Linked DNA regions of Homo sapiens: regions 1, 2, 3, 4 and 5 are each linked to region 6. A link is a contact called in ENCODE Hi-C or POLR2A ChIA-PET data. All regions are on one chromosome and are shown on one strand. The core of a region is the stretch at or near the end of the contact, and the rest is flanking DNA. Distances in the headings are between cores, read along the strand shown.

What was found. Hi-C counts contacts between places; a loop is a spot of excess contacts on that map. ChIA-PET counts read pairs that join two places held with the same protein, here RNA polymerase II (POLR2A). Pooled maps may share reads with other maps.
Region 1: a loop to region 6 is called in a map with no recorded cell type, with 5 times the contacts of the local background. The contact joins the promoter of ERVK13-1 here to the promoter of ECI1 in region 6. A Hi-C loop is called at or near these places in 7 of 37 single-sample maps with no recorded cell type and 14 of 50 pooled maps. POLR2A ChIA-PET finds 5 or more read pairs at or near these places in 2 of 52 experiments (MCF 10A and Panc1).
Region 2: a loop to region 6 is called in a pooled map, with 5 times the contacts of the local background. The contact joins the promoter of PRSS27 here to the promoter of ECI1 in region 6. A Hi-C loop is called at or near these places in 2 of 37 single-sample maps with no recorded cell type and 10 of 50 pooled maps. POLR2A ChIA-PET finds 5 or more read pairs at or near these places in 1 of 52 experiments (OCI-LY7).
Region 3: a pooled map shows a loop between it and region 6 (2.9-fold over the local background). The contact joins the enhancer-like site here to the promoter of ECI1 in region 6. A Hi-C loop is called at or near these places in 2 of 37 single-sample maps with no recorded cell type and 10 of 50 pooled maps. POLR2A ChIA-PET finds 5 or more read pairs at or near these places in 5 of 52 experiments (A549, MCF 10A, Panc1 and 1 more).
Region 4: a loop to region 6 is called in a pooled map, with 6 times the contacts of the local background. The contact joins the promoter of MSRB1 here to the promoter of ECI1 in region 6. A Hi-C loop is called at or near these places in 1 of 168 maps with a recorded cell type or tissue (B cell) and 10 of 50 pooled maps. POLR2A ChIA-PET finds 5 or more read pairs at or near these places in 3 of 52 experiments (B cell, HepG2 and activated CD4-positive, alpha-beta T cell).
Region 5: a loop to region 6 is called in a pooled map, with 16 times the contacts of the local background. The contact joins the promoter of HAGH here to the promoter of ECI1 in region 6. A Hi-C loop is called at or near these places in 2 of 168 maps with a recorded cell type or tissue (B cell and gastrocnemius medialis), 2 of 37 single-sample maps with no recorded cell type and 14 of 50 pooled maps. POLR2A ChIA-PET finds 5 or more read pairs at or near these places in 2 of 52 experiments (A673 and common myeloid progenitor, CD34-positive).

The regions. Positions count from the first base shown.
Region 1 is chr16:2,671,563-2,674,769 of GRCh38, reverse strand. It overlaps ERVK13-1 (endogenous retrovirus group K13 member 1), which reads left to right and starts at 1,331. Exons shown (of 3, transcript NR_040023.1): 1 at 1,331-1,487; 2 at 2,200-3,207. It overlaps LOC124903627 (a long non-coding RNA gene), which reads right to left and starts at 1,647. Exons shown (of 2, transcript XR_007064945.1): 1 at 1,545-1,647. RefSeq lists silencers at 961-1,350, 1,361-1,680.
Region 2 is chr16:2,718,701-2,722,134 of GRCh38, reverse strand. It overlaps PRSS27 (serine protease 27), which reads left to right and starts at 1,911. Exons shown (of 6, transcript NM_031948.5): 1 at 1,911-2,020. The coding sequence starts at 1,975. RefSeq lists silencers at 381-450, 581-1,340 and an enhancer at 1,074-1,641.
Region 3 is chr16:2,597,980-2,601,244 of GRCh38, reverse strand. PDPK1 (3-phosphoinositide dependent protein kinase 1) reads right to left here. Exons shown (of 14, transcript NM_002613.5): 14 at 1-3,265. Among named protein-coding and RNA genes, the nearest start is that of FLJ42627, 39 kb to the left of the region's middle. Within about 2 kb of position 1,266, at least 3 of the 41 ENCODE cell types and tissues checked have a DNase peak (open chromatin) inside an H3K27ac peak, as active enhancers do.
Region 4 is chr16:1,941,790-1,945,073 of GRCh38, reverse strand. MSRB1 (methionine sulfoxide reductase B1) reads left to right here and starts at 1,875. Exons shown (of 4, transcript NM_016332.4): 1 at 1,875-1,972. The coding sequence starts at 1,918. RPL3L (ribosomal protein L3 like) reads left to right here. Exons shown (of 10, transcript NM_005061.3): 10 at 181-1,100. The coding sequence ends at 237. It overlaps LOC124903625 (a long non-coding RNA gene), which reads right to left and starts at 2,280. Exons shown (of 2, transcript XR_007064940.1): 1 at 2,193-2,280; 2 at 441-2,089. RefSeq lists a silencer at 1,402-1,901 and an enhancer at 3,086-3,284.
Region 5 is chr16:1,824,898-1,828,254 of GRCh38, reverse strand. It overlaps HAGH (hydroxyacylglutathione hydrolase), which reads left to right and starts at 1,430. Exons shown (of 9, transcript NM_005326.6): 1 at 1,430-1,543. The coding sequence starts at 1,468. FAHD1 (fumarylacetoacetate hydrolase domain containing 1) reads right to left here and starts at 1,049. Exons shown (of 1, transcript NM_031208.4): 1 at 1-1,049. The coding sequence starts at 1,016. The coding sequence ends at 351. RefSeq lists an enhancer at 830-1,019 and a silencer at 1,110-2,079.
Region 6 is chr16:2,249,377-2,252,849 of GRCh38, reverse strand. ECI1 (enoyl-CoA delta isomerase 1) reads left to right here and starts at 1,263. Exons shown (of 7, transcript NM_001919.4): 1 at 1,263-1,335; 2 at 1,421-1,534. The coding sequence starts at 1,284. LOC107984839 (a long non-coding RNA gene) reads right to left here and starts at 1,180. Exons shown (of 2, transcript XR_001752052.2): 1 at 857-1,180. RefSeq lists enhancers at 812-871, 1,802-1,931 and a silencer at 1,122-1,591.

The DNA.
Region 1 (3,207 bases), core at 82-2,581, 420 kb before region 6:
CTTTCTTCACAGGACAGCCTTCTTGTCACCCTTGGCCCCTGCCCCGAGGCTCCTCCACCCCAGGCTCTGTGTTCTAAAGTTCACCGTGTACAATTTCCTCAAGTTGTTTCTCCTTCACTGCTTCCCTTTTCTCTGTTCATTACTCAAGATCTGCATGGCCATGTGTCAGTATAAAAAAAAATAAAGTTGGCCGGGCGGGGTGGCTCACCCCTGTAATCCCAGCACTTTGGGAAGCGTGGTGGGCAGATCATGAGGTCAGGAGTTCGAGACCAGTCTGGCCAATATGGTGAAACCCCATCTCTACGAAAAATACAAAAATTAGCTGGGTGTGGTGGCACGCACCTGTAGTCCCAGCTACTCAGGAGGCTGAGGCAGGAGAATTGCTTGAACCCAGAAGGTGGAGGTTGCAGTGAAATTGCCATTGACTCCAGCCTGGGTGACACAGCGAGACTTCGTCTCAAAAAAAAAAAAAAAGTTAACCCATTTCAGTTGGGTGCAGTACCTCACGCCTCTAATGCCAGCACTTTGGGAGGCCGAGGCAGGCGGAAAGAGCGAGACCATCTCAAAAAAAAAAAAAAAAAAAAAGAATTGCTTGAACCCAGGAGGTGGAGGTTGCAGTGACTAGAGATCGAGCCACTGCACTCCAGCCTTGGCGACAGAGCAAGACTCCGTCTCAAAACAAACAAACAAAAAAACCTAAAATACAAAAAACACAAGCAAAAAATCATGATTGACATTAACAACTACAAAAAGAAAAACAAACAAAAAAAAAACCGCCACAAAATCATTTATAGGTAAGGACAGAAGTTCTGAGGCTGCCTCCAGGACTATGGACAGTGGTAGGATTGGTTGTTTTCCGCTTTATGAATGTGACTTATAGCCCAGATTTCCTTCCGTGAACGCTTGTTAGTTGTGAAACTAGCAAAGTTGCGCCTCCGCATTTACGCAGAGCCGGCTCCGGAGTCCGAGCCCCGGGTTCGAGCCCAGCCCCGCTATTACCTCGGGCGTGACCTTGGCCGGAGCCAGGTCCCCTCTGAGCCTCAGTTTCCCGGTCTGGGAGCTGGGAATGACAGCTCGCCCCACCCCCGCAGAGCCCCGCCCCCGGGGCCCTGGGATTGGTTCGCGCGAGGTCCCCCTGCCCAGGCGGGGCCGGGCCTCTCCCGCCCGCCAGGCCCCAACCCGGAAATGCAGCTGGGGCAGAGGCGGGGCCCACTCAGACCGCGGCGAAGGGACGATGGGCGCGGCCAATGGGCGCGGGCGGCGGCGGCGGTGCGACGGAAGTCCTGCCTGGCGTCGCGCGGGGGCGGGGCGTCGCGGGGGGCGGGGGCATCGCGGGGGGCGGGGCGTCGCGGGCACAGCGTGAGGGCCGCCGTTGCTGGAGTTCAGCTTAGGGAAGGAGGACTCTGAGGAGGCCCCGAGCGGCGGAGCGCTTCGGGGGAGGCGCCCGCGCAGACGCGAGGCCCATAGCCAGGACCACCACCTAGCTGGTGAGCGCGCGGCGAGGCGGGGCGGCCCGGGGTCCCGAGGGTCGGGTGCCGCCTTACCTGCGGCCGGGCGGCCGGGCCGGGGATGGCGGGCGCCGGCCGAGGGCGCTGCTTGGCTGCGGCGGGGAGACCGGGCCTGGGTTGCGTCGGGCGGCGGCCTGGCCGGGGGCGCTGACAGACGCGCGGAGGGCGGGGGAGGCCGGGAGGTGTCACCCGGCCCAGCGGGGTGGAAGTGCCTGGAAAGTTTGTTTTCGGCTTGGCGCAGCCTGGAGCCGAGCCTCCAGGGTTACCTTTCGGTTCTGTCTGTAGAGGAACCGCCCTGGGCTTCCACCTGGAACGGGGTCCTTGGCGCCTCCGCCTGCGAGAGAAGCAGAAGGTGCAAGTTCTTGCTGAAAGCACCTGATGCTCCTGGGCCCCCTTTTCCAGATTCTTGATGACATTGGTCGGGAAAACTCGCCTTTCACGGCCCGGCCAAGGGGCATTTGGGTGCTTTTGCTGCCCGTGGCTGTGCTCAGCGTTGTGGGAAGCCCCTGGGAGGCCGAATGTGCAGGATCACCGAGGGGAAAGTGAGCTTGACAGGTAGGAGGGATTTTAGGGGAAGGATCAAAACAAACCACTTGTTGGGTGAAATGTTTTGCTAAATGTATCGCTGGTGTTTATTTTCTCTCTGTCGCTAAAAGTATCCCTCGTGTTTTTATGTTTTCCATATGCTAAGTTCTACAGTCTGGGGACGACGGTTTAAAAATTTATGCCTTGCATGCGATGTGCAGTGGGTGATGGAAGAACGTCTACATGGCTTTAAAATTGGATTTAAAAGGCAAATATTTTAAATGAAGGAAAACCCAAGAAGTTTACTTGATTCCTTATCTTCCAGGATGCGACTTTTGTTTATTTATTTATTTTATTTTGATGGAGTCTCGCTGCCGTCGCGCAGGCTGGAGTGCAGTGACGCGATCTTGACCCGGGAACCTCCACCTCCCGGGTTCAAGCGATTCTCCTTCCTCAACCACCCGAGTAGCTGGGATTACAGGCGTGTGCCACCATGCCCGGCTAATTTTTGTGTTTTTAGTAGAGACCGGGGAAGGTATGGGCCCTCTTTTGAGAAAAATGCAGAGTGACACTGAATTTTGTAACTACATCAGGAGGCTCTTGAACCTTCTGCAGCTCACTCGTGGAGTTTGTAGAGATGCGTAATAATCCGAAGTGTTAAGGAAGAAGGTTCTGTTGAGAAAAAGTTGGAGGGCTGAAAGGGATGCCTTTCGCTATTTCGACATGTGTGGCTGTACCCCAGAGTGCCCTGGCTAACACGCAAAACCATGAATTAGGCGGCTTGGCGAGGCTCAGTGGAGGCTGGGGCCGAGAGTCATGTCAAAGTTTGTGGGGTTAACCTGCACCCAGTGACAGTCATGGCGAAGTTTGTGAGGTTAACTCGCACCCAGTAACGCTGTTCCAATGCAAGGTGTGTATTTGGTGTCATCCACGGGAAGAGGAAACAGCAAATTTTCTCATGGCCTTGGCAGTTCCACATGATGGACATTTCATATCTGCAGTTTTCTTCGCATGAGATGGCTTTTTTGCACAAAAACACTGGAATCCAGTGAGCAAGAATGATAGAATGCAAGATGGATTTCCACATGAGGAAGTGTCACGAACAAGCGTTTTGCATCTCTGTCAGCTGGATTCCCCCATGTGTACGTATGTGAGAACATGCCGTGTTTCCTGT
Region 2 (3,434 bases), core at 662-3,161, 470 kb before region 6:
GTGGTTGATAATTATTATTCTCCTTTTTTTTTTTTTTTTTTTGAGACAGGGTCTCACTGTCTCCCAGGCTGGAGTGCAGTGTTGCAATCTCGTGTCATTGCCATCTCCGCCTCCCGAGTTCAAGTGATTCTCCTGCCTCAGCCTCCTGAGTAGCTAGGATCACAGGTGCCCGCCACCAAGCCCGGCTAATTTTGTATTTTAGTAGAGACGGGGTTTCACCATGTTGGCCATGCTGGTCTCGAACTCCTGACCTCAGGTGATCTGCCTGCCTTGGCCTCCCAAAGTGCTGGGATTCCCGGTGTGAGCCACTGCACCCAGCCCGTCGCGGTTTATAATTAGAGATTTCTCTGCTAAATGATGTTCTCTCTCTCACACTGAGGTGAGGTCTGTTTGGGTCACCTTTGTATTCCCCAAACCGGGGACAGTATTGGGCTCAAATCTGCTCAGAAATGACTGACTGACTGAATGAATAAATCAATACATGAATGAATACGTTTGGAGTCCCCTCTTCCCACTCCTCGCCCTCCCTCCTTCCCTCCAGACCCCCAGGGGCTGCCCAGCCCGCCTCCCACCCCCGACCCGGGAACTCCAGGGACTGGACGGGGAGGGAAGGGTGGGAGGAGGCGGTGGAGGCGGAGGCGGAGACGCGGGAGGGCGGGGCTAGGGAGGGCGATGCGGGGAGCCGGAGCCCGGACCATGAGGCTGGGAGCGCCCCTTCTGCACCCCTGGCCGCCCGCGCCGCGCCCCGCGCCCACCAGAGGGCAGCACCACGACGCGCGCGGACAAGGCTGAGGCGGGAACGGCCGCACCCCCAGCCCCGCCCGGAGCCGCCCGGCCCCGCCCCGCCCGCGAGTACCGACCCCCGGCGCCGGCGGGGAAACAGGTCCGGCGCCCCCGACCCCACGGCCCGGCCCCACTCTGTCTCTGACGTCAGCGCCGTGCCCCAAATAACTTCCTCCCCGAGCCTCTTCCGCCGCGGCGCCGCGCCCAGAGCCAGGCGGGGACACCGAAACGGTAACCCCGGCCCGGCCTTCCCGGAGCCGCTTCCGCCCCGCCTGGTGCCAGGAAGCCCCCGCCCCTTCCAAGGGATGGCAGCCGGGGCCCGGGTCGGCCGCCTGGGCCGCGCTGGCGCGCGCCTGAGGAACTTCTGGGGCCTGCTGTCCCGGGAGGAGGGTCGCTGCGGCCAACTCCGGACCCCGCCCCATGTCCCATCGCCTCCCCTGCCCTCGGCCCCGCAAACACCCCTGGCCTTGACTTTCCCACCAGCGCGGCCCAGCCCCACTGTGTTCCATCGGCGCTCAATAAAATACTGAATGAGGCCGGGCGCGGTGGCTCACCCCTGTAATCCCAGCGCTTTGGGAGGCCGAGGAGGGCGGATCACGAGGTCAGGAGATCGAGACTAGCCTGGCCAACACGGTTAAACCCCGTCTCTACTAAAAATACAAAAAATTAGCCGGGCGTGGTGGCACCTGCCTGTAATCCCAGCTACTCAGGAGGCTGAGGCAGGAGAATGGCTTGAACCTGGGAGACGGAGCTTGCAGTGAGCCGAGATTGCGCTCCAGCCTGGGCGACAGAGCGAGACTCTGTCTCAAAAAATTAAAAAAAATAATAATAATAATAATGAATGAAGCTGGACGGACTTCGCGTGCACCGCGGTCAGCTCGGGGTCTGCTGGGGGGTCTGGGTCAGCTCAGGGTCCAGGAACCGAGGCCAACGGCACCCCGTGCTGCGCTGGGGTGAGGGGTCTGCCCTGGGGTCTCGGGGTTCAGGGCTAGGTCACGGAGGAGTCGGCTCTGGGCGCTTCCTTCCTGAGGAGAGGAGCTGGGCAGGCCGGGCCGACGGGTTGGGCCGCATAGCCGGGCCTGTGCTCATCTCCAGCATAAAACTCCACTTCATGGAGCCTGCACCTCGCTCGTGCTCCAACGCTTCTGCCACCGCCGACCACGGCCCTGCGCCCCAGCCAGGCCTGAGGACATGAGGCGGCCGGCGGCGGTGCCGCTCCTGCTGCTGCTGTGTTTTGGTGAGTCGTGAAGGTGCAGGGTCCTGGTGGTGCAGTCCCCCACCAGGCTCCGCTGCACTGCCTGGGGCTCCGGCTCAGCCCCCTACTCCCTGGGACAGGCTGGGGCTGTGGGACAGGCCATCATCCCTCCTGCCCCTGAGCAGGTGGGAAGGCTCCAGATGTGCCAAGTGGGGAGTCCAAAGTGGGGAGGCAGGGTGGGAGGTGTGCGCACAGGCCCCAGAGGACCCCACCGGCATAACTGGGCAGCACCTCCTCCCATGCCTCTCCGCGGGCACTGGTGTGCCAGCTCTGGCCAGGCTCCCTGCTTCCTGCCACCTCGGCCTCTCCCCCCATTCTCTAGGTGAGGACAGGGGCCTCCTACGTGCAGGATGTGAACTCAGGCTCCAAGTGCCTGGACCATCATACTCGGGGTGGGAGGGTGGCCGAGCCGAGGGCTGCTGCCTGTGCCCGGAAGCCCCAGCAGGCTGGCTGCAGGCTCAGTAGAGAGCTGGGGGCAGGGGGTGTAGGTGGCAGAGGGCCCTGTCTCCTGCTGACAGAGGAACCGGTGATGCGCCACCGTGCCCTCTCCCAGTCCTGGGTCAGGGACAGCAGGTGCCAGCCAGGGGGCCCCACCTGCCAGGCCCCTCCCTGCGGGCCGGGACACTCTCTGTCAGGGAAAACCTCTCACATTCCTGGGCTAGCCTAGCCAGTCTGGCAGCCACCACACTTCCCTGTCCTCAAGTCACCTCCCAGGGCTGGGTCAGGTCATCCCAGGCTGCAGCTTAGCCAGTACTCCAGGCTTCCTTGTTCTCCTGGGTGGGAGGGCACCAGTGGCCCCTCAGTGGCCCGGCCTCCCCCACCCCATGCCCCCAGTCTCCCAGCACAAGGATGGTGCCCTCTGAGCAAGCCATGTGCACAGGAGGTGGAAGGCTGTGACTGCCCCTGAGCGGGGTGAGGAACCAAGGTCATTGCCAAAACTCTTTGGCAATGAGTTTTGCAGTCGGTTCACTAACAGCTGTGACCAGAGGCTGGACTCCTGGACACGTCCTCACTCCCAGCCCGAGGGTGGCACTCCCACCAGGTCTCTGGCTGGTGGTACCCACTAAGCTTCACCATCCCCACCAGCTACCAGCGAATCACAGGCCCAGGCCCCAAACAATGCTCCTGACACCCCCGGCACCCCTGGCTGTTGCTTCCAGCCCCCACAGGGCGCCCACCCTGAAGGGCTCAGCTGTCCACATCCCCCATTTCCCATCAGCCCCCACAGCCACACTTGTGTCCATCCACACATTCCCTGAGATCAGGCCCCCCAGATGCAGCCCTTGCCTTCTCGGAGCTCCTGGGCTAAGATAAGACTTGATTCTGGCTCCAGGGTGATGTAGACAGAGCTCCCATCAGGACAGAGAGCTCAAGAGAGAGTATAGGGCTTCCAAGG
Region 3 (3,265 bases), core at 17-2,516, 350 kb before region 6:
ACACAACTAAGGTGGTTCTGCTACTGGAAGTGAGCGTCTACACATCAGGTCGAGAGAGAGACAGAAATATCTTCAAAATGAACAAACTCTTTCACCTCAAAATACCACTTCCAGGCATCTAAGGGGGAAAAAAGTAAGAAATCAGAAGATTTTAAAGATATTCATCACAGCATTATTTAAATAGTGGAAAAATCAGAAACCGTCTTAAGTATTTTACAGTAGGGAAATGGTCAGATAAATTATAGTAAATGGACAATGACTAAATAGTACAATTGTTAAAAACATGTTTCTGAGAAACTCATGACATGGGAAAATGCTTAAAATATCAAGGGAGAAGACGATGCAAACGGTGTGTGTCGGATGTTCCTATTTTAGTTTAAAAAGTGAACAAATGGCAGGGCAGGATATACGGCAAAATGCTCACAGTGGTCTTCTCTGGCCGGTGAGCCTACAGCTGATCTTGTCAGAGACAAACGTTAGTTTTACTGAGTCACCCAGAGCCCTGTGCTGGTGCCTGAGGGTTTGTTCCATGGGACAGTCTCCACAATTCCTCTGGGGAAGGGCCACAAATCCCACAGTGTGTCCCAAGAGGGCTGGAGTAGGCGGAGTCCCCAGCAGCTGTGGCATGACCAGCCATCTCTCTCAAAACAATTGTTAACAAGCCTTCTGCAAGTTAAGGTTCCACATGGTAGCCGTGGTACAGAGGCATTTCTCTAGGGTGGAGAGGCTTGTGCTCTACACCAGGACTGCCCACCGCCCTGGCTGGGGCCACACAAAGAGGGGAGAAAGGAATCCCTCAGAAGCCAGCCCCCAACTGTGTCCCAGAGAAAGGCGGGGCACCTGGGACACCTAGGCCGGCAGCGACCACAGCCTCCCTCCGCTTTGTGCCGAGAAGCCGCACAGTGTGGTCCCGACATTCCACCTGTCCTTGCCCATGTGTGGGGAGGCACATGGCCCCAAGTCTATTAAACAGCAGGTGAAATCTTCCTCATCTTGGATAAACCCACAACTGTAATTCCACGTAAGTGTGTCTATGTGCACACACAGTACCCCACGTTCTACCGTAGAATGTAAGGCGCCTGCGTGCCAGGTGATGGCTCTAAGGATGTGGTAGAGAAAACCGGAGTAGACATGAGCAAGCACAGGGTAAGGAAAGAAAACACACGGGCCTTTCAAAAGGGAAGAGCAAGGGGCTGGGTGAGGAGAAAGGTGACCCACAGAAGGGCTTGGCTGTCAGCTCAGGCAATGGCATCATTTTGGCTGGCGGCTGCCAGCTCTGGCTCTGAGCCCCTAGTTCTGTGGCTTTGGAGGTTAAGATGGAGCTTGTCAGTGACGCCCAGGAGGTGGTGGTTCTATCCAGAGGAAGAACGCACGGAAGAGTCTCCCCAAGCAGCCCAGCCGAGTGCTCCAATTAAAGCCACGTCCCTGCTCCACTTGTTTCCCTATAACCAGACGCCCTGAGAGATCTGAGAGAGCCACTCTCCTACATGGAGACACAGGACGTTCTGAGATGGGTAAAATAGCTGATGAGGAGGAGGAAGCCTGAACAGAAATTCCTGAAAGGGCTAAGAGAGACTCCCCAACACAGCCAAGCCTTTCCAAAAGCCAGGAGGAGGAGAGAGGACTCCGACTCCGGCCACAGGCCCAGGGCAACGTGCTGGGCCCCGGAGCGTCCTGCTCCCTGGGGCCCCAGGGTAGGTGCGGCCCAGCTCACCCCAGCTCACGGTCACAGGCTCACATGCAGCTCTCACACAGCAGCAGCCAAGGCCCAGGCAGGAACCACAGGCAGGGCCTGGGGAACATCTCTGCCCCCTCCCAGGCCCCGTCTGTACTCGCCTAGCTAAAAAGAGCCACTCTCGTCATTAGCAGTGTAAAAACGACACCTTCCCTCTCAGTTTGGATCTGGCCTGGCACACAGGGTCACTGCTGAGTCACCTGTGACTTGGGGGTAGGGACCAGGGAGGGTGGACACAGTTGAGTCAGAGGCAGGTCTGTGGGCAGCAATGTCTGCCTCTCCCCCAAAGGGAGTGAGGGCTGCCCTCCAGGGACAACCTGGGCAGGGAGAGAAGGGCCCAGACCTGCCAGGCCACCAGGAGCACTCTCTACCTGGGGAGTAGCTAGGCAAAGGACAAATGCATCTGGCCTGTCTGTGCTGCAGAGCGGGGCAAGGCCACCAAAGCATCAAAGGGAAATGGCCCCAAAACCGGCTCTCTCTAGAGGAAAGCCGACCAGCAAGCTGGGGTTGAAGTGTGCTGTTCTCGCCTCCTGTGCAACAGCAACTGGCAAAGCCCACTCTATGGGCCCAGATGAGCCGGCAGCATGAGAAGGCTGTGAGATTTCTGATGCACAGATGTAGAAGCTCTGAGGGGCTCTGAGAAACTTGAACCAAAACACAAAAGGGGCGTGTGTGACGGTGGTGTCTGCACTCCCTGGCGTGGTCTGCAGGAGACAGAAGCACCCTGGGTCTGCTGATGCCAGGGTTCTCTCAGACCCTACTTCAGCAACTGGAGAGGCGTGGACATTTAAACCTTTTAGGAGGCCCTCAGGCCTCTCTGCTCCACACGGAAGTCAGCAGCCCTCTCTGCTCTGGCTGGCTTCTCCAAGGCACCTCCTGGCCCCACCTAGGGCTCGGGGCAGGACTCTCTCGTGCAGTGAGCCAGCGGGGTACTAACTGGGCTCACTTCTGACAGTACCGCTCCCAGCATGCGCTCGGCTTCCAGCCCCAGAGACCAACACTGCTAAGTAGGATAAGGGATCCGGAGCCCTCGATGGCACCCTCCACTCGGCAGCCTGCTCCCGCACCACTCCAACCCCTCCCGCTCCTCACCACGCAAACCTGCCTGCCAACACAGCAGGGGCCACAGAAAGCTGCCACCAGAGCCACCACAGGGATATGTAATGGGCCCAGCCAGGCCTAAGGGCCCATCACAGGGAGACGCAAGAAAGGGAGCAGGTGACAGAAGCACGGCGGCTCCCTCCACAAAGCTGCGGCCCCCGCAGGGCTCCCTCCCTGGTGAAGAGTTCCAGGACCACAGCGGGAGGGGCATAAAGAGCCAAACACACCCGGTCCCCTCGGCCACAGCAGGACCAGCACACAGTTGGGGCAGGGCGGGCGCATGGTTCGGACTGATGCTAGGAAAAACTGGTGACACCAGGTCTGTCCACTAGTCTGGGCGGGACTGGGTTGACGTGCATGGAGCTGGGTCCCCACGGCAACGAGGGCACACGGAGGCCTCCACGGAGCACAGAGAGCAAGCAAAGCGAC
Region 4 (3,284 bases), core at 626-3,125, 310 kb after region 6:
TGCAGGAGAGACTCTTAAGGGTCTATCCCTGGGCACTGATTCTTTAGAAGAGAAGGTGGGGGAGGAAGCAGCCTTAGGGGGGCAGTAGGGCCGGCCCTGAGTGATCTAGAGCCTGGCTGGGGGAGGGCGTGTTTCTGGCCAGAGTGACTAAGGCTCCTCCTGCACCACCCTCTCAACCAGGGCCCCCAAAAGAAGCATCTGGAGAAGGAAACGCCGGAGACCTCGGGAGACTTGTAGGCTGTGTGGGGTGGATGAACCCTGAAGCGCACCGCACTGTCTGCCCCAATGTCTAACAAAGGCCGGAGGCGACTCTTCCTGCGAGGTCTCAGAGCGCTGTGTAACCGCCCAAGGGGTTCACCTTGCCTGCTGCCTAGACAAAGCCGATTCATTAAGACAGGGGAATTGCAATAGAGAAAGAGTAATTCACACAGAGCTGGCTGTGCGGGAGACCGGAGTTTTATGTTTTATTATTACTCAAATCGATCTCTTTGAGCATTTGCGGAGCAGAGGTTTTTTTTTTTTTTTTTTTTGAGAGAGTCTTGATCTTGTCGCCCAGGCTGCTGGAGTGCCGGGGAGCAGAGTTTTTAAGGATAACTTGGCGGGTGGGGAGAGCCAGTGAGCCAGGAGAGCCGATTGGTCAGGGAGGAAATCACAGGGAGTCAGCTGTCTTCTTGCGCTGAGTCAGCTCCTGGGTGGTGGCCACAAGATCAGATGAGCCAGTTTATCAATCTGGTTGGTGCCAGCAGATCCATCAAGTTGCAGGGTCGGCAAAATATCTCAAGCACTGATCTTAGGGGCAGCTTAGGGAGGGTCAGAATCTTGTAGCCTCCAGATGCACGACTCCTAAACCATAATTCCCAATATTGTGGCTAATGTTAGTCCTAAAAATGCAATCTAGTCCCCAGGCAAGGAGGTGGTCTGCTTTGGGAAAGGGCTGTTACTGTCTTTGTTTTAAACTATAAACTGGCTGGGCGCGGTGGCTCACGCCTGTAATCCCAGCACTTTGGGAGGCCAAGATGGGCGGATCACCTGAGGTCGGGAGTTCAAGACCAGCCTGGCCAACATCGAGAAACCTCGTCTCTATTAAAAATACAAAATTAGCTGGGCGTGGTGGCGCATGATTGTAATCCCATCTACTCGGGAGGCTGAGGCAGGAGAATTGCTTGAACCAGCGAGTTGGAGGTTGCAGTGAGCTGAGATCGCGCTACTGCACTCCAGCCTGGAAACAGAGTAAGACTCCGTCTCAAAAGAAAGAAAGAAAGAAAGAAAAAAACAAAAAACTATAAACTGAGTTTCTCCCAAAGTTATTTCAACCTACCAGCAGGGATGAATAAGGACAGCTTGGAGGTTAGAAGCAAGATAGAGTCGGCTGAGTTAGATCTCTTTCACTGTTTCAGTCATCATTTTGCAAAGGCGGTTTCACCTGGGCGCGGAAAGGCTGCATGACCTCCGGCAGCTCCGGGCTTAGTACCAGGGACTGGACTGGGGGGACACGACCCTACGGATTCGCGCCGTCGCCCACCTGGCCAGGCCCCATGTGCGCCCCTAGCCACCAGGGCGCGAGGGGCGGCAGGGGCGGGGCCTTGGGGAAGCGGCCTAGGGGTGGTCCCTGGGAGTTTCCATGGGCGGGGCCTGCTGGGGAGATGCGATTGGACTGGCACCGGGGGGCGGGGCCTTGGGGAAGTGGCCCAGGAGTGGTCCCAAGGAGTCAACGTGGGCGGGGCCAGCTGGGAAGATCGTATTGGACCAGCCCTGAGGAGGGGCGGGGCCTCCCGGAGGCGGAAGCCGGGATTCGCCCTCCGGGGAGCGATTGGTCCTCGGGAGGGGCGGGGAGGTGGACGCGGGTACCGGCGGTCGTCGGGTCGGCAGCCTTTGGTCAGTTGGCAGCGGCAAGCGCGCTGCGGTTCCGGTGGCGCCATGTCGTTCTGCAGCTTCTTCGGGGGCGAGGTTTTCCAGAATCACTTTGAACCTGGTTGGTCCTGCGGCCTCTCGCTGGGAGGGCAGCGCGGCGGGGGGCGCGCATTAGCGGGGGCGCCGCCGTCGTCCGGGGGTGATGTCTCTCCCAAGCCGGGAATGGGGGCGAATGTGGCTGCCGGGGAGAAGCGAACAGGGGTCAAAAGGACTGCGGAGGAGTGGGGAGCCTGGGGGCGAGGAGAGTGGGGTACCCGAGGAGAGGGGGCCTTGGGGCTCACCGTCCTGGAGGGGGCAGGCCTCGAGTGTGAACGTGCCGTTTCGGGGGTGGGTCTAAGGGATCGGGATACGTGGGGGTGGTACCCCTTCCCTACCCCCTACACTCCAAAGTGATGGCGCTGGGGGAATTCGGGTTAGGGTCGGGGCTTCGGAGAGGCCAGGTTCTTGTCCAGGGCCAGCTCCTGTGGCCGGGGCGCCCCTTCGCGGGTCATCCCGCAGGTGTTACCCTGGCCCTTCCCATTCCCCCGAGTCCGGGATCTCTGGGAGGAGTCTGGCAAGCATAGAATGTCCCCTTCAGATCCTAATGTGCCGGCCCAGGTGCCTCCCCACCTGCCCAGGGACTCCAAATTGGGGAACCAGGAGTGCCACCAGGCACCTGCCAACAGCCCGTGAAGTTTGACCAGGCAGGCAGGATGGGGTGGTTTGGGGCATGGCCAGCCCTCCACACTGGCCCTGATGAATCCCTTCTGGGCTGGGCTCGCCTGGTAGTGGACTAATTTGGTAAAAACACATCCACAGGCAAGTCTGAGTGCACTGGTCTCCTTGGGCGGATCTGCTGGGTGGCACCCCTGTAGCGGGTTGGGCTGTGACACAGGACCATCCCGGCAAAGCCTCCCCCAGCAAGACTCTCTGGCTTTAGATCCCAGTTGTCCTCAGGCTGCTCTGCCAAGCCAGAAACTCCACTTCCACAGCAGCTGCTGGCTTCTCTTTGCTTTTTTCTCCAGTTCCTGGAAAAGGCTGGGTAGTTTACAGTCTCCAGGGGAGGCTGTCCCCAGGTGATGGGTGAGAGGTGACTCAGCACCCCTGGAGGTTCCTGTTTTCAGTCCTTAAAACAGTTCTGCAAGTCAGTTTTGCAACTTTCCCACCCCCTCCACTCCAAAGGGATCCTTTGTGGGTAGGCTGAAATCTGTTGTCCCCAGCCCTCTTTCTTCCTGGGCTCCTGTGTGGCCTGGAGGCCTTTTCTCTGGGACTGTTCTCTTCCTGCCTGGAGAGCAGAGCAGTGCCTGGGTATCCAGCTTAGGGCCTCGTTGGGCAGCAGGGAGGACCACTTGAGAAAGGAGAGGGACCAGGTGGTTGGGCCACATCAGGGCCCC
Region 5 (3,357 bases), core at 181-2,680, 420 kb after region 6:
CCCAGGAGTACAGTGGCGCAATCTCAGCTCACTGTAAGCTCCGCCTCCCGGGTTCAATTGATTCTCCTGCCTCAGCCTCCAGAGTAGCTGGGACTACAGGCGCCCGCCACCACGCCCGGCTAATTTTTTGTATTTTTAGTAGAGACGGGGTTTCACCCTGTTAGCCAAGATGGTCTGGATCTCCTGACGTCGTGAGCCGCCCGCCTCGGCCTCCCAAAGTGCTGCGATTACAGGCGTGAGCCACCGCGTCCGGCCAATAAATGGTTTCTAATTAAAGGATTGTGACATTTAATAGCCGTTGCTTGCTCTTGTCTTGCTCCCTTCTCTCTCGAAACTTGTTAAGAAATAACTCAATATTCTGGCTTTTCCACTTTAAATGTCATACTGACCAGCCCGTGTATGCCAGCCTCGATCTCATCGTTTTCTTTAACCGGTCCAACTCCCTTTGGCGTCCCAGTCAAGATAATATCTCCTTCTTCCAAGGTTATGATCTTAGAAACATAGCTGATGATGTAGGGGATGGAAAAAATCATGGAGGATGTCTCACCCTCCTGTCTGAGTTCGCCGTTGACCTTGAGCCAGAGCTTCAGCTTGTGAGGGTCAGGGATCTTCTCCTTGGGCACGAACGCGCTGACCGGGCAGGACGCCGTGAAGCTCTTCGCCAGAGTCCAGGGCAGCCCCTTCTTCTTGCACTCGTCCTGCACGTCCCGGGCGGTCATATCCAGGCACAGGGCATAGCCGCCCACGTAGTCCATGGCCGCAGCCTCGGGGACTGCGCGGCAGCGCTTGCCCATCACCACGCCCAGCTCCAGCTCGTGGTGCAGGTTGCGAGTGTACGCGGGCATGAGGATGGGCGAGCCCTCGGGCGCGTAGGCCGTGGACGGCTTCAGGAACAGCACGGGCTCGCTCAACACCGCGCTGCGCATCTCCCTGACGTGGTCCGCGTAGTTCCTCCCCACGCAGACGATGTTCTTTCCCCACTCCCAGAAGCGGGACAATGGCCTGGATGCTGCCATGATTCCCATCAAGTGCCCCTGTAGTCACGTGGGCTGGGCCGGTCAGCTGATGCCTACGGCATCCCGGAGAGGACCAACTGCCTCGGAACGCTGTCCCCCGCAGCGACGGCCCGTTCCACCTCGCGATCTGCCGGGTACCCGGGCGGCGTGGCGCTCGGCCTCCAGGGATCCACTGTGCGGTGCCAAAAAAGAGGCGGAGGCTCGCGGCACAGCTCTCCCGGCGCAGCTCTCGGGCCGCCGCCGCCGCTCCCAGGCCCGTCTCCCGGCCCGTGGCAGTCGGGGCTCGCGGACAAAACAAGTTGAGCGCGAGCGCGTTGATTGGTTGGCGGACGGTGCGAGGTGGACGCTGATTGGCTGAGGGCAGCGCGAGGCGGGCGCTGATTGGCTGCGACGCGCCGACGCCGGTGTTTTGCAGTCCTGGGCAGCTCGGCAGTCCAGCCCGGCCCGGGTCATGGTGGTGGGCCGAGGGCTGCTCGGCCGCCGCAGCCTCGCCGCGCTGGGAGCCGCCTGCGCCCGCCGAGGCCTCGGTGGGTGCGGCGGGGCGGTGCGGGCCGGGGGACGCGGGCCTGGCGGGGCGGGCAGCGGGCGGCGCCGGGCCGTCGTTTGGCGACCGCTGACGCGGTGTCTGTTGCGCAGGTGCCTAAGGCCGCGCTGCCGGGCTCGAGCGGAGGCGGCGCAGGCGCTGAGGCTGGCGCGGAGCGGGCGCGGGGCCGCGGGTGCGGAAAGCGCTAGGTAAGCAGGGCCAGGCCTGCGTCCGCCGCGGCCTCCACGCTCGGGCTGGGCCGGCCGCGCCCCTGACGCCTCCAGGGCATCGCGTCCTGCCCGGGCCGGCGCCGAGGAGAGCCTGGGGCGCGGCTCTGAGGCGCAGCGGGCAGGGCCCCGGGACGCCTGGCCCACCCCGCACCTGCTGCCCCGCTGCAAGGACCGCGGTCTCGCGGCGCCGCCTGCGGTGGTGGAGCTGCCCGCCCGGCGCCGGAGCCCCCGTCTGGGGACCCGGCGTGTCATTCGCCCGAGGTGGTCGCGCGGCCGGGCCAGGCCAGCGCCCCGGGCGGGTGCGCAGCGCAGGGCACTGGGCGGGCGGAGGCGCAGACAGGGAGGCGTCCCTGGCGGTTTCCAGATCTCGCCGAAAGCTGTCAAGGCTCTGCAGGGGGTAGAATGTCGCCATTGCTAAGGAAAGGACATGGATTTTGAGGTCCTCAGAATTACAGTTTTAGGGACATTCATAAGGGTCCAGGCAGAGAGTTCCAGCGGGACTGTGTGCATCGGCAGGGCGTGCGTACCCCATTCTAAGGGAGGCCCCAGCCCCCGTATTTGGTGCCGCCCAGTTCAAGGGAAGCAAGATGCTGTGAAACTTCCTGATTTAAAAAAGAAGTGCAGTGACGCACGCCTGTCATCCCAGCACTTTGGGAGGCCGAGGCGGGAGGATCGCTTGAGTCCAGGAGTTCCAGACCAGCCTGGCAACATGTTGAGACCTCATCGCTACAAAAACTAAACAAAATCAGCCGGGCGTGGTGGCACACAACTGTAGTCTCAGTCACTTTGGAGGCTGAGGTGGGAGGATCGCTTGAGTCCAGGAGGTCGAGGCTGCAGTGACCCTTGATCGCACCACTGCACTGTAGCCTAGGGGACAGAGTGAGACCATATCTCAATTTTTTTTTGTTTTTGGGGCCAAACCGAACATGTTTCTGGACTTGGTCCAGGCCCCAGGCTGCAGGTCCTTGACCTGTTTGTACAAAGTATTACAGTTACAAAACAGCAAGCCGGGAACATTTGCCAGGCAGTGCTGGGCTGAGTGATATGGAAAGGGAATACGGTTTCTGCTGGTGTTGGCACCAGCTGCGTCTTTCCTCAGAAATAAAGGCACCTCCCTGGGTTGTCAGCTTCTTCAGGAGGCTGTGATGGTCTCCAGGGGAGGCTGAGCACCAGTTGTAAATGACATTTTCTTCGCCTGGGCAGTGCAGTGGCCAATCTCGGCTCACTGCAACCTCTGCCTCCCGGGCTCAAGCGAGTCTCCTGCCTCAGCCTCCTGAGTAGCTGGGACTACAGGCGCTCGCCACCACGCCCAGCTAATTTTTGTATTTTTTAGTAGAGACAGGGTTTCACCATATTGGTCAGGCTGGTCTCGAACTCCTGACCCCGCGATCCGCCCGCCTCGGCCTCCCAAAGTGCTGGGATGACAGGCGTGAGCCACCGCACGTGGGCAGTATTTTTGTTTGTAATGTTCTGCTCCTTGTTTGTAATGGAGCTCCTTTCCAGGAGGACGCCCGGCACTCGGAATCCTGTCACAACCCTTCTGCACCCCACCTGCAGCCCCCAGCACCCACACTCTGCTTGTTGTGCT
Region 6 (3,473 bases), core at 14-2,513:
AACTCCTTCTTCAGTGTCCAGAGTAGCAGGGGCTAATTTTTTTTTAATTTTTTAATTTTTTTTTTGAGACAGTCTCTGTTGCCTGGGTTGGAGTGCAGTGGCGCAATATTGGCTCACTACAACCTCTGCCTCCTGGGTTCAAGTGATTTTCCTGCCTCAGCCTCCTGAGTAGCTGGAATTACAGGCACCTGCCACCATGCCCAGCTAATTTTTTGTATTTCTAGTAGAGACGGCGTTTCATCATATTGGCCCGGCTGGTCTCAAACTCCTGACCTCATGATTTGCCCACCTTGGCCCCCAAAGTGCTGGGATTACAGGCATGAGCCACCGCGCCCAGCAGCAGGAGCTAATTTTTAAGAATTTTTTGTAGCAACAAGTTGTTGCTATGTTACCCAGCTGGTCCTGAGTCACTGGGGTTACAGGTGTGTGTCACCATGCCAGGCTTGCTTCCTCCTCCGTTAAGTGGCCATTTTTCCACCTCAAAAATTGGTTTGGGACACAAGGAAGAATTGGAAATGCTTAAGATGAGAACAAAAGTTGAGACCACCCAACACAGCTGGGACCTTACTGCCCAGTGCTCCCAGTGGTCTGACCAAAACCCCACACCAGACAGTACAAAGGCCCACTCCCGAGCTGCCGCTTACGGCCCAGCGGGAACAGACTGTATTCTTATCTTTCGGCATTTCTCTGCAAATAAAAAGGTGCCACTGCGGTCCGGCCTTTGTGCACTTGCCCTTGTGCTGAGCAAGGCGGGTGGCCTGTTCTTACCGCTGGGTTCTGCTGCCCCCACCCCCATTTCGGTGACTAAACCTGCAGCTCTGATCCTGTTCCCAAAGGGGCAGGAGGCCGGGCTCACCCCAGGCAGCCCCTGGCCTCCCTGACGGCCCCCTCGGGAGGGGTTCCGTGCTTTGATCGCCTTTCCAGCGCCGATACTGCAGTAGCTGGGCCCGGCCGAGAGCTCGCGGTCACGAACACCGGCAGCCTCTTGCCTACAGTGTCCCGCGCTGTAGAAGAGCCTGCCCTGGCGCTGAGCTGGTCGTGGCTGCTTCAGCAGTGGGCCTGCGCCTCCTTGTAGGCCAGCCCTGGCCCAGATCCAGGTGCCTGCCCCGGAAGCGCGCGGCTGCCCGGGGTGAAGCCGGAGGGCGGCGAGCGGCTGTTTCGGCCGGTAGGTGGAGGCGTTGACCAGCCTCTGGGAACGGGGCGGGACCTAGTTGGGGGGGCTCCGCCCCCTCCCCAGGAGGCGAGCTCAGCCCGCGACCTTTATCCCGCGCGTTGCGGTCAAGATGGCGCTGGTGGCTTCTGTGCGAGTCCCGGCGCGCGTTCTGCTCCGCGCGGGTGCGAAACCCGGGGTGGGCAGGGATCGGGCCGGGGCCGGGGCCAGGACCGGGAACTAACGGGCTCCCCCACGCTGCCTTCGCAGGGGCCCGGCTCCCGGGCGCGGCCCTCGGGCGGACGGAGCGGGCGGCCGGCGGCGGAGACGGCGCGCGGCGCTTCGGGAGCCAGCGGGTGCTGGTGGAGCCGGACGCGGGCGCAGGTGAGCGGGCGGCGCCGAGGGAGGGCGGGCGTGGGGTCAGGACCCGCGGGGGTCCGCGCTCGCGGGGTGCTGTCGGAGAACCACGTCTGTCGACGCTCGGTTTGTGTTTAGAACCCAAGTTTCGAAACAGAACCTTGCCGCTCTACCTGGGTTCGTTCGTCATGAGATAAAAGTTTCTGTTTTTAAAGTTGGCGGAGGCCGGGCGCGGTGGCTCACGCCTGTAATCCTAGCACTTTAAGAGGCAGAGGCGGGCGGATCACCTGAGGTCAGGAGTTCGAGATCAGCCTGGCCAACATGATGAAACCCTATCTGTACTGAAAAATACAAAAGAAAAAAATTAGCTGGGCGTGGTGGTGCGTGCCTATGCCTGGGAGGCTGAGGCAGAAGAATCGCTGGAATCTGGGAGGTGGAGGCTGCAGTGAGCCGAGATTGTGCCACTGCACTCCAGCTTGGGCCACAGAGCAAGATTCCGTCTCAAAATAAATAAATAAATAAAAATAAAGTTGGCGGGGATATGAGCTGTTATCTAAGTTATTCAATTGGAAGTGGAAAAGAATTGGAATCTTTTGGAATAAAATTACGTTTGTTAACACTCCCATGTGGCACAGAACCTCGTACCTACCCGCCCGTCAGAACCCTTGGTAAAACCCACTGGAAAGGATAGAAAAAGTACTTTTGGAAGAGAAGCCTGTGCGCTCCCTCCAGACAGGAGGCCGAGCTGAGGGCACCGAGAGGGCACGCCTAGGCGCCAGCAGTTCTGCTTCCAGGACATGCTGACCTGGACCTCCCGGTGCAGCAGTCCCTGCTGTGGCTCCTGAGAGGAGGCCCTCCCCCTCCGCAAGTAAGTCACAGCCCCTGCCCTCCCCAACCCCCCAGACTCAGGGCTGTGCCCAACTTTGCACAGCTTCAGGACTCCAGGCTCCTGGTGCCTCTGAACTTGGTTCCGTCCTCTCTGTCTGGGCTGAGGGAGCTGCCTGGGCTCTCTCTACAAACTTGAGAGGGACAAACTAAGACCAACTTCAAACTGACTTTTTTTTTTTTTTTTTTTTTTTTTGGAGATGTAGTCTTGCTCTCCAGTCGCCAGACTGGAGTGCAGTGGCGCAATCTCCGATCACTGCAACCTGTGCCTCCTGGGTTCAAGCGATTCTCCCTCCTCAGCCTCCCAAATAGCTGGGATTACAGGGACCCACCACTATGCCCACTAATTTTTGTAAAAACTGAGTTTCTGAAGGGATCATTTCTGTAGCATATTTGAATATATCTCAACAAAATGCAAAAAAAAAAATTATTATTTTTTTTTTTTTGAGACAGAGGCTCCCTCTGTCACCCAGGCTGGCGTGCAATGGCGCGGTTCCGGCTCACTGCAATCTCAGTCAGGCCTGACTTTCTGACTCCAAACTCTACTTTGTCTTTTTTTTTTTTTTTTTTTTTTTTTTTTTGAGACGGAGTCTTGCTCTGTCGCCAGGCTGGAGTGCAGTGGCACGATCTCCGCTCACTGCAAGCTCCGCCTCCCGGGTTCACACCATTCTTCTACCTCAGCCGCCCAAGTAGCTGGGACTACAGGCGCCCGCCACCACGCCCGGCTAATTTTTTTTTTTTGGTATTTTTAGTGGAGACGGGGTTTCACCATGTTAGCCAGGATGGTCTTGATCTCCTGACCTCGTGATCCACCCGCCTCGGCCTCCCAAAGTGCTGGGATTACAGGCGTGAGCCACCGCGCCCGGCTTACGTTGTCTTTTTATATGGTAAAGTGGGGAGGCACTCGAGTAAAAAAATTGTCATTGTACGAACACTTTTCCTTTTTTACCGGAGGTAATGTGTGTGTGTGTGTACATAAAAATCTTTAAAATATGCCTCACATTTACCATTCTAGCCATTTTGCAATGTACAACCCCGTGGCCGTAAGTATATTCACAATGTGTAGTCCACACTACCCATT